Linked DNA regions of Homo sapiens: all the other regions are linked to region 5. The links are chromatin contacts, found by Hi-C or POLR2A ChIA-PET in ENCODE. All regions are on one chromosome and are shown on one strand. The core of a region is the stretch at or near the end of the contact, and the rest is flanking DNA. Distances in the headings are between cores, read along the strand shown. Region 1 overlaps LOC107985767 (a long non-coding RNA gene). Region 2 holds the start of PPP3R1-AS1 (PPP3R1 and CNRIP1 antisense RNA 1). Region 3 holds the start of USP34-DT (USP34 divergent transcript). Region 4 holds the start of XPO1 (exportin 1). Region 5 holds the start of CEP68 (centrosomal protein 68).

Region 1 (2,700 bases), core at 129-2,628, 3.3 Mb after region 5:
CGAGACCAGCCTGACCAACATGGCGAAACCCTGTCTCTACTAAAAATACAAAAATTAGCCGGGCATGGTGGCACGCGCCTGTAATCCCAGCTACTCGAGAGGCTGAGGCGGAAGAGTCGCTTGAACCTGGGAGGCGGAGGTTGCAGTCAGCCGAGATCGCACCACTGTACTCCTGCCTGGGTGACAGAGCACGACTCCATCTCAAAAAATAAATAAAATAAAATAAAATAAAATAAAATAAAATAAAATAAAATAAAATAAAATAAAATAAACCCCTTTCAATTTAAGCTCACCTGACTGACTTTTCTTTGTTTTGAAACTAAATATGCCACCTGAAAACATGTGGTCCTCCATTTACCCAAGTTTTCTTTTAAAGTTTCCCAGTAGCATTTTCTTCACATAGATCCATACATTTCTTGTTCAGTTCATTCCTAAATATATTTTAGGTGGATTTTTTTTTTTTGCTCTTTGCAATAATTTCAGTTTGTCATTCCCCCTTCACATCTTAATCTGCAAAAATTTGGCTTTCATCTGTTGAGACTACCAAATGTCAATGGCTTTTAAATGTGACATTAATCTTCCAAATGCATTCCAAAATAATGTTATCCACTAGATATATTTTATAGTTCTATGCTTTGAAATTGTTCTGGCGATGATTCATATGAGGATGACGATGATTCATCTGATGTAAGTGAGCCACAAGGATCCCAAAGAAGTATAGAATTTCCTATAACCTGATTTAAAAAGAAAGTCTAACATATGAATAGGAACATTGAATTTCCAACACATTCAACTGATATTAAAATAGATAAAATGAAGAAAACTACTTTCAAGACTGATTTTCACATACAAAACAATAAGATAACAGAGGGTATAATTTGGATAAATATTTAGAGTAGACTAGATAACAGAGATTAAGAGAAATTCATATCTCATTCTTAGCATAGGGACATAATCCTGTATCCAAATTCTTTCTTGCCAGATGTGTTTCAGAACTGAGAGTTATCAGGATTTTAGACAGGAATATAATGCATATCCCATATATTCTGTAACAGCCCAGCAGGATCTGGAGCAGAATCTTGTAATCAAACCAAAATATGCATGCAAAAAATGCATTAGTATTAACCATAAGTAGGATAAACAAAGGCTAGAAACAGATACACATCTGTTCAGGTCAGATTTTGCTGCTAAATGAGTTTGCCACGAACTTATGAAAAACTTCAGGTTTCTACAGTTTTTTTCTTTGTTTTGAAATTTTAGACTATGATTTGTAGACCTCTACAAGCAAATATGTTCAGATTTCAACATCTGGCCAGATGTGAGTCAAAGAGTTGTTTTCAAGGCTTGGCTGTGTTAGATAGTCTTGTGGTTTGGGGTGTTTAGTCTGAAGGCAAAGAGTGCCCTTTTTTTTTTTGATACAGAATATTGCTCCATTGCACAGGCTGGAGTGCAATGGTGCAATCTCAGCTCACTGCAACCTCTGCCTCCCTAGTTTAAGTGATTCGCCTGCCTCAGCCTCCCAAGTAGCTGGGATTACAAGCGCCCGCCACCACGCCTGACAAATTTTTGTATTTTTAGTAGAGATGGGGATTCACAAAGTTGGCCAGGCTGGTCTCGAACTCCTGACCTCAGGTGATCCACCTGCCTTGGCCTTCCAAAGTGCTGGGATTACAGGTGTGAGCCATCACGCCCAGCAAGAGTGCACTTTTAGAAGAACAAAATACAGACTTTGAAGCAATTATTAAAAAAAAAAAAGGTCAAGTTTTCTGTTTGTTTGTTTGTTTGTTTGTTTTTAATCAACTTGAATTCTTGACCTTTGTTGTCCATCATTATTTCAGTGTGGTGTTTTGGTTGAAATGAACTGCAATAAACACAAAAACTTCCGAGTAAATCTTAACTAAAAAAACCTTAATGTATTTTTCCTTAAACCTATCAATCAAGAGATCCTTGCCTTGATGTTTTCATTTCTTATTTCTAGTACATAGGAGCATTTCCTTCTAAATATCCTATGGCTGTACAGATATTGCTTCAGTTGAATCTATTAAAGTGTCAAAATTAAGGAATTTATTCAGTCATCATATAAATTGAGTGCCTATTCTGTGCCAGACTCTGTGCTAGGTGTTGAGGATACAGTCTGGTGAGCAAGAAACATTTAAATAAGATTTTACAGTAGAGTATGATAGGTGATGAGGTAAGTACAGTGTGTCATGGAACACCATGTATTGAGATGAGGGAAGGACTAAAGGTTAAGTAATAAATCAGGCAGGTGAAGATGAGGAGGGAAATTTTAAAATGTTCTAAGACAGTTATTTTCAAAGTGTGGTCCATGAATCAGCAGCATCAGCATCATCAGGGAACTAGTCAGAAATTCAGATTCTTGACCCATACCCCAGACCTACTGAATCAATAACTCTGGAGATGGACCCCAGGAATCTGTGTTGTTGTGGTTTTGTTTTTTGTTTTTTGTTTTGTTTTTTGTTTTTTTGAGACGGATCTCCCTCTGTTGCCCAGGCAGGAGTGCAGCAGTGTGATCTCTGCTCACTGCAACCTCTGCCTCCTGGGTTCGGGAGATTCTCCTGCCTCAACCTCTCGAGTAGCTGGGATTACAGGCACGTGCCACCATGCCCTGCTAAGTTTTGTATTTTTAGTAGAGATGGGGTTTCACCATGTTGGCCAGGCTGGTCTTGAATTCCTGACCTC
Region 2 (2,700 bases), core at 85-2,584, 3.2 Mb before region 5:
TTCCACTCCAGGGCCCCTGTCCCCCTTTCGCTAGCACTCGCGCACCCCTCGCGCTTCCTCCCGCCGGGGAACCCTCGCATTTCCTCCTTCCCCTCCCAGCCTTGCCTTCTTCCCCGCCCGCCTCCAGCCACATGACCGGAAGGGCTCCGCCACGCGACGTCACCGACGTCCGCGCCCCCGCCCCTGGCCTCCCCCCACCCTGCACGCAAGGGGCGGCCGGCTGAGGGGCGAACGTGGTCCGCGCGCTCAGCGTTCCCCAACCAGAGCTCGCCAGAGCGCCGCGGCACTCGCCGCCCAGCGGGGCGCGCAGGTTCCCGGATGTGCGGCGCTCGCGGAAGCCCCGCCCCCGCCCCGCGCGCTGCAGCACTCCGCTTTCCCCTCCCTCTCCGCCCTCCCCTTTTTTCGTGCCTTGAGGTTGCGGGTCAGCGCGAGCCGCTGCAGTGAGTCCGTCACGGCTCCGGCGCGAGCGCGAGGCTGCAGCCCCCGAGTTTCCCGGCCGTCTTCGCCCCCTCTCCCCCTCCTTTCTTCTTCTCTGCCTCTCCTGCCTCTCGCCGCTGCTCCTCCCGCGCTCTCCGGCTCTGAATCTCGACCTTAATTTATTTCCCCCTACCCTGCCCGCTCCCTCGCGTGCCCAATCGCCCGGCCGGCGCGGGCCCCGCGGCGCCGCCTCCCCTCCCCCACGCGCGCCCCCTCCCCGCCGGCGACCCGAGGGCCGCAGCTGGGCCGCCGCCGCCGTTTCCTGCGAGCCAGCCTGAGCGCAACACTTCTCCGAGCCAGCGAGCCAGCGAGCCGCCGACCCGCCGAGCAAAATGGTGAGACCTTGGCTTCCTCGATGCACCATCCCTCCCCCTACTGCCGCCGTCCGGGTCGGGTGCGGGGGCGAGCCCCGACGCCCCCGGTCGGCTGTCCCCCGTGGAAAATTCCAGAGACCCGGGCCCGGCGGGTCCCGCGGCGGTTGCGGGCGAGCCGGAGAGGGCGGCGGGGCGGCTGCTGACAGGACGGCGGCGGGGCCCCCGCGCCCGCCCCCGGCCTCTGCGGGGCGCCCCTCTGCTGCTCGGCCGCCGCCCCGCCGTCGCCCCACCCCCGCGCCGCCGGTCCCGCCCGGCATCGACCCCCGCGGGCACCGCTGACCATCAGCCCGGCGCACTCTCCTTCTCGCGACCCTCCTCCACGTGGAGCACCCCCCTCCCCTCCACACTCACTCTGTTTTTCGAGTTCGAGGGTATTCTGAAATCCTTTGGAAATAACAATATGTGGCAAATGGCACTTTACATAAGACCCACTTACTCTCCAGAGCTGCTGCTGCTTCCACTCACTGCCTGTTTCCCAGCAGTGAGTCTTGGCAGGGAACCCTGCCACTCACTTCCCCTCTCCTGCGAGCGTCGGTTTAGCTGCGGTGCGCAGCCCTGCGGGGTTTCCGTTCGCTGCTGCTTTGCTCGCTGCCCTGGCGAACCGGAAAGATCCAAGGTGTTTGTTCACGAAAACATACGCGAACTTGGTTTGGGAGAAATGGGGGCGCTTAATTTTTCATGCTTCCGTTACTACCAAGGGTTTTTTCATTTTCTTTGGTACCTTCTTGTGTCTCTCTCTTGGAGTGGTTGTTTTTGAATCATGGCGATTTTAATTTGTCTTTCCTTACCCTCACATTAATCCCTAGGTAGAATTCGCTGCTGTAGTGTTTCAGACCGACGCTAGGGGTGTGTCTCCCGCCTCTGTCGCTGCAGCCAAGAAATCAACGACGCCCTTTTAGCCTGTTACCTTACCGGTTCTCTCGCTCGGGGAAGCCCTAGTCGTTAGTTTCCTCTTTGTAATCAAGAGTTGTATACACAGTAGAGAAAGTTCAGAGTGCTATTCCGCGTATATCAGATACTCCATCATGCGATTCAGTTATTAGGCTTTCTCTAAAAGTCTTTGAACAGTTGTCAGAAGACTTAAACTGGTTGACGGTGGGTAATTTCTCGCATCTTTTCCACTGTATGGTATCCCACCCTGTATGTAGAATTTAAGTGCTTCAGTGTACGTGGTGGATTACTGAAGGGAGGAATGCTGTTGCTTACAACTTAAAATCGATTTGGTGAAATCGATTTTAAGGGAAGAACGTGAAATTAGAATATTCAGGTAAGTCAGCTTTTATTTAAAATATAGGGCAAATGAGTAAGTGCTTACTGGTGCACTTAAAACCCAGATTAAGAGCAGACTTAAATGATTGCCGATTTTGATGTGTAGAGAAAGTTTTTCCTTGCCAACTTGCGAGGCAGCTCAGAGAGGCAACTTTGGCACCTGAAAGTCACAAAACAATTTAGGAAGATCATAGCCATTCATCATATAATCTTTTTGTTGGCATAGTCTTTTGAAGTGAAGAATTGCATTTCAGTGCTTTAATAGAATTTCCTTATGCACATGCTTTACTTGAAGGTCAGGATCTTGAAGATCTTTGTTCATTGCAGGGAATGTTTTTACTTAGCTTTATAAACAGCACATTTGAGGAACAATGATCTAGCCTTTTGTTGTTTATATATTATACAGCGAAGTGGTATGGTTTCCAAATAGTAACTCTCTTGCGGTGCACCCCGTCCTCTGTTTTTTGAACAACAGACTGAAACTGGGAAGTTCTCTTTTAGCTCTTCAATTTCTTATTTTCCTGTTAACTCTGTTTTCTTGTCTTTTAAAATATTTTACGGTGTATCAGACGATGTTGTT
Region 3 (2,700 bases), core at 182-2,681, 3.6 Mb after region 5:
GAGGCTGTAGTGAACTGTGATCGCACCACTGCACTCTAACCTTGGCGACAGAGTGAGACTTTGTCTCAAAAAAAAAAAATTCAAATAAAAATAATTGGGGTTGTGTTGGCAGGGAAAAAAGGGATACGTGGGAATGTATGTTGAGTGGACAACGAATGTCTGCCTCAGGATCCAAAGTAAGTCTGCAAAAACCCAATTCTGTGAGAAAGACAAGGAAGAAGGGAAGATGATGGTAGAATAGAACTACAATCCTAAGGATCACCTGCTAGTGGGAAACAAAACGGGTTGGGCAGACTGTTTATAGTATCAACTTCAAGCAGCAGAAAGGCAAAGCATTTGGAACCAGGTGGTTCTGGCATGGAGAGATGGGCGTGCCATAACCTCCACAAAAGCTATCGAGAGAATGACTACAGAGCCTTGACAGACACTCTGGTTACCGTTCAGAGATTCTGTACACGATCTTTCGGACTTTGCAGTCACATGTCTATGTAAACACGTTGAACACAAAAATTAGCAAGCAAGGGGTAAGTGCCGGCGTGAGGAAAATTCCCTTACAAGCTTCAGCTGACTGCCCCCTTCACCTGTTCTTTATCTTAATATCCTTGTTATTCGCTCTCTGCTGAAGAAGATTTCTTGCTATTTCAGGTGGGGCTGATGGGCACATCGTGAGGGGCCCTCTTCCGTAAAAACGAGACGATGTCAGGCAAACACTCCTTACCCTGCCATTTCTAGTTACGTCAAGGATCTTACTGCTCCAGGACGGAGGACCTTCAAGGAACTGCAGGGTAGCGATAATCACCGATGCAGTTAAGCCGGGCCCTGGGCTGATTCACTCTCAGACCCCGGGGGGAGTGGCCCTTGCGCCCGAAAGAGGGCTACGGCGTAGACCCGGCCCGGCACCCAAGTTGACTCCTTGCTTCCCGTACCCCAAAAGCCTAAGCGCGGAAGAGGCCGGGGACACCAAAGAAACCCGCACCAACTCCCCGACCCAGGCCCTGGGGAAAAATGGCGAAGCCCAGGGGCGGGGGACAGGACGGAGCGAGTGACCTGGCGCTCCCCGGGCCTCAGAGCCCGTGGAGTGGGTCGTGGTGGGCGACGCCACGCAACCGCGACCCGTCCGTTGCCTCCGCCATCTTCTCCTACTCACCCGGACTCCCCCCGCGGCCGCGCTGGCTTCGCGTTTCCCTTCCGGCCGCTGACAGAGATCCGGGCTGGGCGGGGTGGGCGAGCGCGCGGAGGGGGTGGACCGAGGGCGGGGAGGCCGGACGGAAGAGGAAAGGGAGGGCGGCGAGCCGGCCACGGCGGGGTGTGGAGCGTGCGGCGTGTGTGCGGAGGGAGAGGTGGGGGGCGGAGGAGAGGCGAGAAAGGGAGGGAGGCGGAGGAATGAGAGCGCGAGGCGCCTCTCGTCCGCTCCTAAGCCCGGGCGGAAAGAGCCGAGCGCAGCCCGAGCGCTCTGTTAAAATGGCGGCGGCGTCGGCGGTGGCCGCGGCGTCTGGTCGGTGAAGTGACTCTGCTGCTTCTCTCCCCACCCGCCCCCTCCCCCCCTCTCCCCTCCCCCCGTCCTTCCCCCCCTTCCCCGCCGCCGGCGCCTCGGCGCCCCTCCGGCCTGCGCACCTCCCCTCGCTCCCCTCCTCTCCCCCTCCCGCTGCGGGGACCGCCGGCCCCCTCCCCCATTCTCTTGCTCCCCGCCCCGTCCCCGCCGCCGCCCGCCCTAGTCGCCTCCCCGCCCCGCCGGCCGGCCGGCCCCCTCCTCCGCCTCTCTCCCCTCCCCCCCGCCGGTCGGGATCAGTCAGTGTGATCCGAAGCGGGGGAGGGGGGGGGCGGCGGCCGAACGATGTGCGAGAACTGCGCAGACCTGGTGGAGGTGTTAAATGAAAGTAAGTAGCCGCGGTAGCGGCCTGTCGGGGTGCACGGTTTGGGGTCCTCGCGCAGCTCTCTGGCCTCCCCGGGCTGCCGCGGCCTGCGGGAGGCGACGGCCGGGCCGGGCGGCGTGCGGGCCTAGCGCCCCGGGAAGGTGCGCGGTGGCGCGGCCGCCGCGGCGCCTCGGGCCCAGCCCGGCCGGGTTACCTGGGCGCCCGAGAGGCGGCCGCCGCGGAGCTCCGGCTCGGCCTGGCCCGGGCGCTCTGGGCTCTCGGAAAGTTTCCTCATTACAGGTGTCAATTAATGAAGGCAGTAATGAACCCCTCGCCGCCTTCGCCTCCTTCGCCCTGCCGGGAAGGTGCGGGGAGGTGGGGTCGGAGGACGAGGCTTTCCTCCGCAGTCCAAATCCTCCGGCCGCCCTCTTTGATTTCCAGCGTGCTGCCGAGGCCTCTCTTACCTGCTAATTTTCATTAAACTCCCGGGAGCAGGGTGGTGGTTTTTCCCTCCCTTGCGGGTTTGTGGGTGTCTTAAACACTTCAGCCAGACCTTAAATAGCTGAAAACGAACTGTGATAGTGATGATTGGAACCTTCATACCTATTTTTAAAATAAATTTGTTAATGATGTTTCTTAGTGTAGCATTCACCGCTTTAATGGTACATTCTGTTAAGCAGAGCACTGTACTACACATACCATCCCGGGATAGTTATGGCCTATCTCTCTTGGAAGGAAAGGCCTTTTACCTGGTACTTTACTTTTTATTATTAAAAAGGGTACGTTGATCTTTTCTGGCCTTTTTATTTTATTCTCGACCCTTGCAAGATGGTATTTCAGCTTATAG
Region 4 (2,700 bases), core at 141-2,640, 3.5 Mb after region 5:
ACTTAGGTCTGAAAATCATCCAAAATAATTCTGGTACATCTAAACATTGAGTTGTTGCGTTTTTCTTTATTGGAGGGGGAGTTAGAATAAGTGGTGCTTTGAGGTTAGCCATAGTCCATCGTGGATGAACATTTGCTAAAGAAAATTGTTATTAATTCAATAAATCATTTATCTACCTCTTGGTGGCACAAAGGGCCTAGTAAATTTTGGTGGGCTATTTGCTCTTAAGCAAAGAACAATCTGTAAAGCTGATTTGGAGGACGCTTGGGAACAAACGAGAGGCAACCACGTGAAAGGCAACGTGCATGTGACTTTCACAGAAAATACTATTTGATGATGATTTAGTACGTGAAGTGCAGCTAGGGTAAAAGGAAAATCTGAGTGTTGCAGATCAAGGGCACCAGGTGGGACGCAGTTGGCATGCAAGCTCAGCCAGCCAAAACATGCGCTGTCAAACCAATCACTTGGGATTACAATGTTTTGGTTTTCAGGAAAGGTTGCTTGTTGAAGCAGCCAAATTCCAGCCTGGAGAGACAGAGTTGAAATTTTAAGGAGACTTTCCCAAGAAGTATTTCGATATCTTTTCCGACACCCTGAGAAGATCACGAGGCGCCAAGAATGCACGCCCTGCGCCTCACCCCAACCCCTCTCTCAGCTACCTGGCCCCAAAACCAGGCCTCTAAAATGGATTAGAGAGGTCTGGGGCCTAAAATTGGCCTCGGAAGCGTTCTTTTTCCCTCTTTTCTCCACCCCTTCCAGAGTTCAAAACTGGGTGTGCCCTCCCTTTTCCGAACGCAGCCCCCATCCGAAGGGCGGATCCTGATTCCCGCGGGCTCAGGCCCCCGCAGGTTGGCGGGAGCCGGTGGGGGCGGGCCGGCCGAGTCCGGGGGAAGCAAAGAGAACGCTGCCGCGCGCCCCGATCAAACTCGCGCCGCCACCAGCTCACGAGCTGCGCCCCACCCTCTCCGTCACCGAAGAGGCCCAGCCAATGAGCGGGCGAGAAAGGCCGGGCCTGCGAACTAGGCACCGGGAGGGAGAGGGCCGCAGGGGGAAGGGAAGTCGAGAGCTCGAGGGCGGGCTGCTCTTGATTGACAGCTCGTTCGAACGAATCCTCCACGCGGCTTTCCTTCGCTCTCTTTTCTACTCATCCCTGCTCTTCGTCCCACCTCCTCCTCCTCCACCCCTCTCCTCTTGCCTTTCGACCCTCCCCACTTCCCCTCCCCCACTCTGCGGGCAAATCGCTGCTGAAAAGAGGTAGGGGCCGAAGCGGCGGGCTCGTGTGGAGCCGTGAGGCGGGATTGACTGGCGCTCGGGCCAATGAGAGATAGGCTCATGGCGCGGCTGTAGCTGGAACTGACCAATAGGAGGGCGGGCTGGGGGCGGAGGCCCAGGTTCCAAACGCTCCGCGGCGCCATGGGCTGAAAACTCAACCGAGATGGAATCTCCCAGTCTGAACCGGTTTCAACCGGTTCCGAGTTTGAGGCACTAGGAGGAGGGGGAGAAGCGGCTGCAGCGGCCGCGGCAGGAGCAGCGGGAGCTACAGCATCAGCAAGAGCAACAGTAGCTACAGCCCCGGCGGCGGTGCCTGTTCCAGTCTTTGCTGCTGCAGTCCGTGCAACCACCCAGAGGGGGAGGGGGGAACCACCAGTCGCTGAGGAACAAGAGAAGGGGGGAAAGTTTAGGCGAGCCTTGGGGGGGGGGGGGCCAGCGCCGGAGCCGCGTGAGAGAGGGAGCCGTGTTTTGGTAGGGGGGAGTCGGACTGCAACTGGCAGCAGAGCGTCTCCCCGGCCGTGTGGACTCTACACCCCCTACTCCTGCCGCTTCTGCTGCTGCCTGTGGCTGGAGGGTCCCCCTGGGGCTGAATCTTTGGGACTTGACCCCGTTCCCTCCCCCTTCCCTCACTCCCCAGCCGGGCGGGAGCATTTATTCCCCAGATTAATTCCCCTTTTGGGGGGGGGCGGGTGTGTGTGTGTGTGTGTGTGTGTGTGTGTGTTGGGGGAAGCGTCCCTGAAATAGTAAATATTATTGAGCTCTTTTTGCCCTTTTCCTGTCCGTTTTTTTAATTTCCTTTTTTGAGGTGGGAAAACTGAAACCCACCTTGATTCGTCCCCTCTCCCCCCTCCCCACCTTCCCTCGCCCTAATCCCCCAACGAGGAAGGAAGGAGCAGTTGGTTCAATCTCTGGGTAAGTCGACTGTGTCTTCGGGGCCGAGGGTCGGGCGGCGGCGCGGCCGGGCGGGCGGGAGGAGGCCGGCGTGGGGCGCGGCGGCGGCGGCCGCGGGAAGCGAGCCCGGGAGGCGGCGGGCGGGCCGGGGGCGCGGCGGGCCCACAGCGGAGCCTGCGATTGAATGGAGCCGCTTTTGCCGCTGGGGGATGGAGGCGGGGAGGCGGCCTCGGGAGGGGAGCGCTTGCTGGGTCATTCGCGTGTGCGGGTGGCGGTGGAGGAAGGCGAGGAGTGTGATAGTGAAGCGGGGCCCCGCGCGGGGTGGGAGGGGTTCCCCAGCCCCTGGGGCTGGGGAGAAGTTGGGGTGATTTCAGGAACATCTCTGTAAATTATTAGGAGTGGAAGTTTCCAGAAATATTTAGTGCAGCAGCATTGAAACGTCCGCCTGCATCACGTGGCCCCCTCGGTGGAGAGCTTGGGATGGGGGAGGGAGGGGCTGCCGACTCCCTGTTCCTCCAGCAAGGAAACTCGAAAGCT
Region 5 (2,700 bases), core at 109-2,608:
CCTGAGCTTAGCTGCCTTCCTAACCTGTAAGAATAACTCGCTCAAGAAGTTAAATAAATGTTTCTGTTGTGTCACCTTTAGACTACCACGCTGATTTTGTTTCCTTTTGGCTTCCTTCCATCATTGAGTGCCTTTTATGTTCCAAGCATTGTGCTAGGGGCTGGGGAAACCACAATACAGTGTGATGAGTAAAAACAGAGGCTGCAGAAGGTAGCCCAAAAAAGGGAGGAGTTATCAGTCGCAGGGTGGGGAAGTGCTTTAAAAAGCTTTGCGCAAAAGAGGTTAAACTGAATTCCTTGGGTTTTTTGTTGTTGTTGTTTTCTAAGTGGGCCAGAATTGACTCAACAGAGGGTGGGAAAGGGGAATGGAGGGAACAAAGTAAAAAGTGGTGACTTCTAGATCTTTCAACTAAACCCAAGGCAAACTGACCCAACAACCTTTGTTACACACTTTAACACAACACTCTTCATACCCTAGATCTGAGAACTGTTAGATTATTTACAAACGCTACCTCCCTTCGTGGTCCTGATGAATTCCCAGTGAGGTCCAATCTGCCCTGGCAGGCTTCCGCTCATTTTTGTTACAAACAATACACTAAACCCAACCTACTAATCATCAAGGGCCTGGAACAGGTTTTGGACATTCGTCCCCAGGCTGCTGAGAACTGTTCTAGTGATGACAGTTAGAAAGGGTAGCCCTCCGAGGCAAAAAAAATGAGACATCTTGATTTTTTCTCTCCGCATCTGGGCGCGGCGATAAGAAGACATCACTGGTCTCCATCTTTCCAGGGGGAAAGGCCCGAGCTGCATTAGCCCCGACTGGGGAGCTGGGTAAACAGCCCACGCCCGGGAGAGGCCTGAGGGAAAGTGACCTCCCCCGGGGCCCAGGCCGACCAGCGGCGCAGCTGCTCGGCCGCCAGATGCGCGGACTCGCGCACTCCCTCGCCGCGCCCGGGCATTCCCAAGCCCAGCCGCCCGCCTCGGCCCCGACCCCTCGGCCGCCACAGCACACGCCGTTCCGCTCGCAAGATGGAGGCGAAGGCACGAGGCGCCCCCGCCCCCCAGGGAGCCTTTGTGCCCTTGCCGGCGGGGACGCGAGGCCAGACGGCCCGCACCGCAAGGGCCCCGCAGGCACCGAAGAGACGCGGGGGAGGGGGCCGGGCGCGCGCGCGGATCTAGCCCGGGCCACCGCCCCCAGCGCCGCGGCACCCCCGACACCAGCACCCGCACGCGGGACACTGCCTACCTACCGCACCGCGAACGCTTCGCACGTCCGGAGCGGTCTCAGCAGCCCCATGCGCTGGCCCCGAGCTGGCGGACCCTGACTGCAACTGCGGCCCTCCAACCGCAGCCCAAAACGCGCAGGGCAGGACCGAGCGCCAACCACGCCCTTCGGCCGCGCTGACCACGCCCTTCTTCCCGCCCCTTCTCCCTCCGCGGGAGGGCTTTCGGCAATTTCGCGCAGCGAATCGCAGCTCTAAGTCCGCGGCTCCACCAATACGTGGACGCTCCTGCAAGATGAGCCCGCCCCCTACTTCGTCCTGGCCTATGGGAAGCCGGGACTTCTTCAGCGGCTGTCCTCCCTCGCTTTTGGAGCTCCGACCTCAGCTTCGCCTGCGAGCTGGGTTGTGTAAAGGCTGGTCATTTTGGGGCGCTTAGGGGTGGGTGCCGGGGGGCGCGCTTTCCCTCGTGAAGGTCGCTCCAGGAGTCATGCGTACATTCGTTCATTTTGCTCTGGACGCACTGATGTTCCCGGCTCGCCGCCGTGCCGCAGTCACGAGGCTCTCCGAACGCCTTTCACTGTGTTTCTGTTTACATTCGCGTCTGCAAGACCCGGCGGCGCGACCGAGGCCCGAACAGGTGCTGCGAGGCGGGGCGGGGAGCCAGTGCTGAGGGGAGCTCCCCAGGCCGGGTGGTTGAAGACAGCTTCTGGGGGGAGGTGGAGCTCTGGCTCGTGGAGAATGGGAAGGGTGTGGAAAATGAACTGGTAGCTACTTAGCCACTCTGAGCAGCCTGCTCTGATGGGAAATCGGTGATGGAGTCGGAGGGAAGTGGGAGGCAGCTTGTGGGAGGCCAGGGTGCTCACTCTCTCCCCTGCCAGCATGGGACCTAGTAACTTTCATACATCTCTATCTATCTATCTATTTTGCAAAGATGGGGTCTTGCTGTGTTGCCCAGGCTGGGCTTGAACTCCTGGACTCAGACGATCCTCCCGCCTCGGCCTCCCAAAGTGCTGGAATTACAGGTGTGAGCCACTGCATCCCATCCCCTAGGAGCTTAATGACACTGCCCTTTAGCTTTTACTGCTTAGCAGAATCCGGAGGCATAGAGGAACTACCACCAGGGTGGCGTGGGGAAGAGGCCCTCCCTTCTGATGATTTTCTCTCAGCAGCACTTTCAGCAATCTGGCTTCAACTGAATATCTCCCCAGTTCATAAAACAGGCGTCTGTAAATGTCAACCCCAGCTGGGTGCAGGGTACAAATTTTTTCCTACAGAGCTCTTGAGTCCCAGGTAGTTTAGGAGACAAGGACTTGTTTGGTTTTCCCAGACCTGTCAGGACAGCTCAGAGGTTTTGTCTAACCCAGGGGCCACAAACTTTGGACAACAGCAGCAGCTAGCCCACAGATGGTTTTATTTGGGCATCGCATAGCTTTTCTTTGTTTGTTTGCTTTTGTTTTTTAATAAGAATTTGAATCCCA

Evidence for each region. Hi-C counts contacts between places; a loop is a spot of excess contacts on that map. ChIA-PET counts read pairs that join two places held with the same protein, here RNA polymerase II (POLR2A). Pooled maps may share reads with other maps.
Region 1: a loop to region 5 is called in a map of CD8-positive, alpha-beta T cell, with 13 times the contacts of the local background. The contact joins the enhancer-like site here to the promoter of CEP68 in region 5. A Hi-C loop is called at or near these places in 2 of 168 maps with a recorded cell type or tissue (B cell and CD8-positive, alpha-beta T cell) and 4 of 50 pooled maps.
Region 2: a pooled map shows a loop between it and region 5 (7-fold over the local background). The contact joins the promoter of PPP3R1-AS1 here to the promoter of CEP68 in region 5. A Hi-C loop is called at or near these places in 2 of 37 single-sample maps with no recorded cell type and 7 of 50 pooled maps. POLR2A ChIA-PET finds 5 or more read pairs at or near these places in 2 of 52 experiments (activated CD4-positive, alpha-beta T cell and activated T-cell).
Region 3: a loop to region 5 is called in a pooled map, with 16 times the contacts of the local background. The contact joins the promoter of USP34-DT here to the promoter of CEP68 in region 5. A Hi-C loop is called at or near these places in 5 of 50 pooled maps.
Region 4: a loop to region 5 is called in a map of CD8-positive, alpha-beta T cell, with 13 times the contacts of the local background. The contact joins the promoter of XPO1 here to the promoter of CEP68 in region 5. A Hi-C loop is called at or near these places in 1 of 168 maps with a recorded cell type or tissue (CD8-positive, alpha-beta T cell) and 8 of 50 pooled maps. POLR2A ChIA-PET finds 5 or more read pairs at or near these places in 1 of 52 experiments (CD4-positive, alpha-beta T cell).

What each region holds. Positions count from the first base shown.
Region 1 is chr2:61,757,854-61,760,553 of GRCh38, reverse strand. The region is part of intron 1 of LOC107985767 (a long non-coding RNA gene); the gene reads left to right. Among named protein-coding and RNA genes, the nearest start is that of FAM161A, 95 kb to the left of the region's middle. Within about 2 kb of position 1,378, at least 5 of the 41 ENCODE cell types and tissues checked have a DNase peak (open chromatin) inside an H3K27ac peak, as active enhancers do.
Region 2 is chr2:68,250,237-68,252,936 of GRCh38, reverse strand. PPP3R1-AS1 (PPP3R1 and CNRIP1 antisense RNA 1) reads right to left here and starts at 1,334. Exons shown (of 2, transcript XR_001739527.2): 1 at 1,203-1,334. It overlaps PPP3R1 (protein phosphatase 3 regulatory subunit B, alpha), which reads left to right and starts at 405. Exons shown (of 6, transcript NM_000945.4): 1 at 405-812. The coding sequence starts at 810. RefSeq lists silencers at 46-485, 746-795, 976-1,085.
Region 3 is chr2:61,469,827-61,472,526 of GRCh38, reverse strand. It overlaps USP34-DT (USP34 divergent transcript), which reads right to left and starts at 1,431. Exons shown (of 3, transcript NR_185882.1): 1 at 1,148-1,431. It overlaps USP34 (ubiquitin specific peptidase 34), which reads left to right and starts at 1,440. Exons shown (of 80, transcript NM_014709.4): 1 at 1,440-1,877. The coding sequence starts at 1,835. RefSeq lists silencers at 1,189-1,498, 1,529-1,608, 1,699-2,118.
Region 4 is chr2:61,537,046-61,539,745 of GRCh38, reverse strand. XPO1 (exportin 1) reads left to right here and starts at 1,390. Exons shown (of 25, transcript NM_003400.4): 1 at 1,390-2,184. RefSeq lists enhancers at 48-837, 1,406-1,665 and a silencer at 776-915.
Region 5 is chr2:65,055,074-65,057,773 of GRCh38, reverse strand. CEP68 (centrosomal protein 68) reads right to left here and starts at 1,358. Exons shown (of 7, transcript NM_015147.3): 1 at 1,246-1,358. RefSeq lists silencers at 126-205, 216-265, 896-1,235, 1,316-1,425 and an enhancer at 1,526-1,765.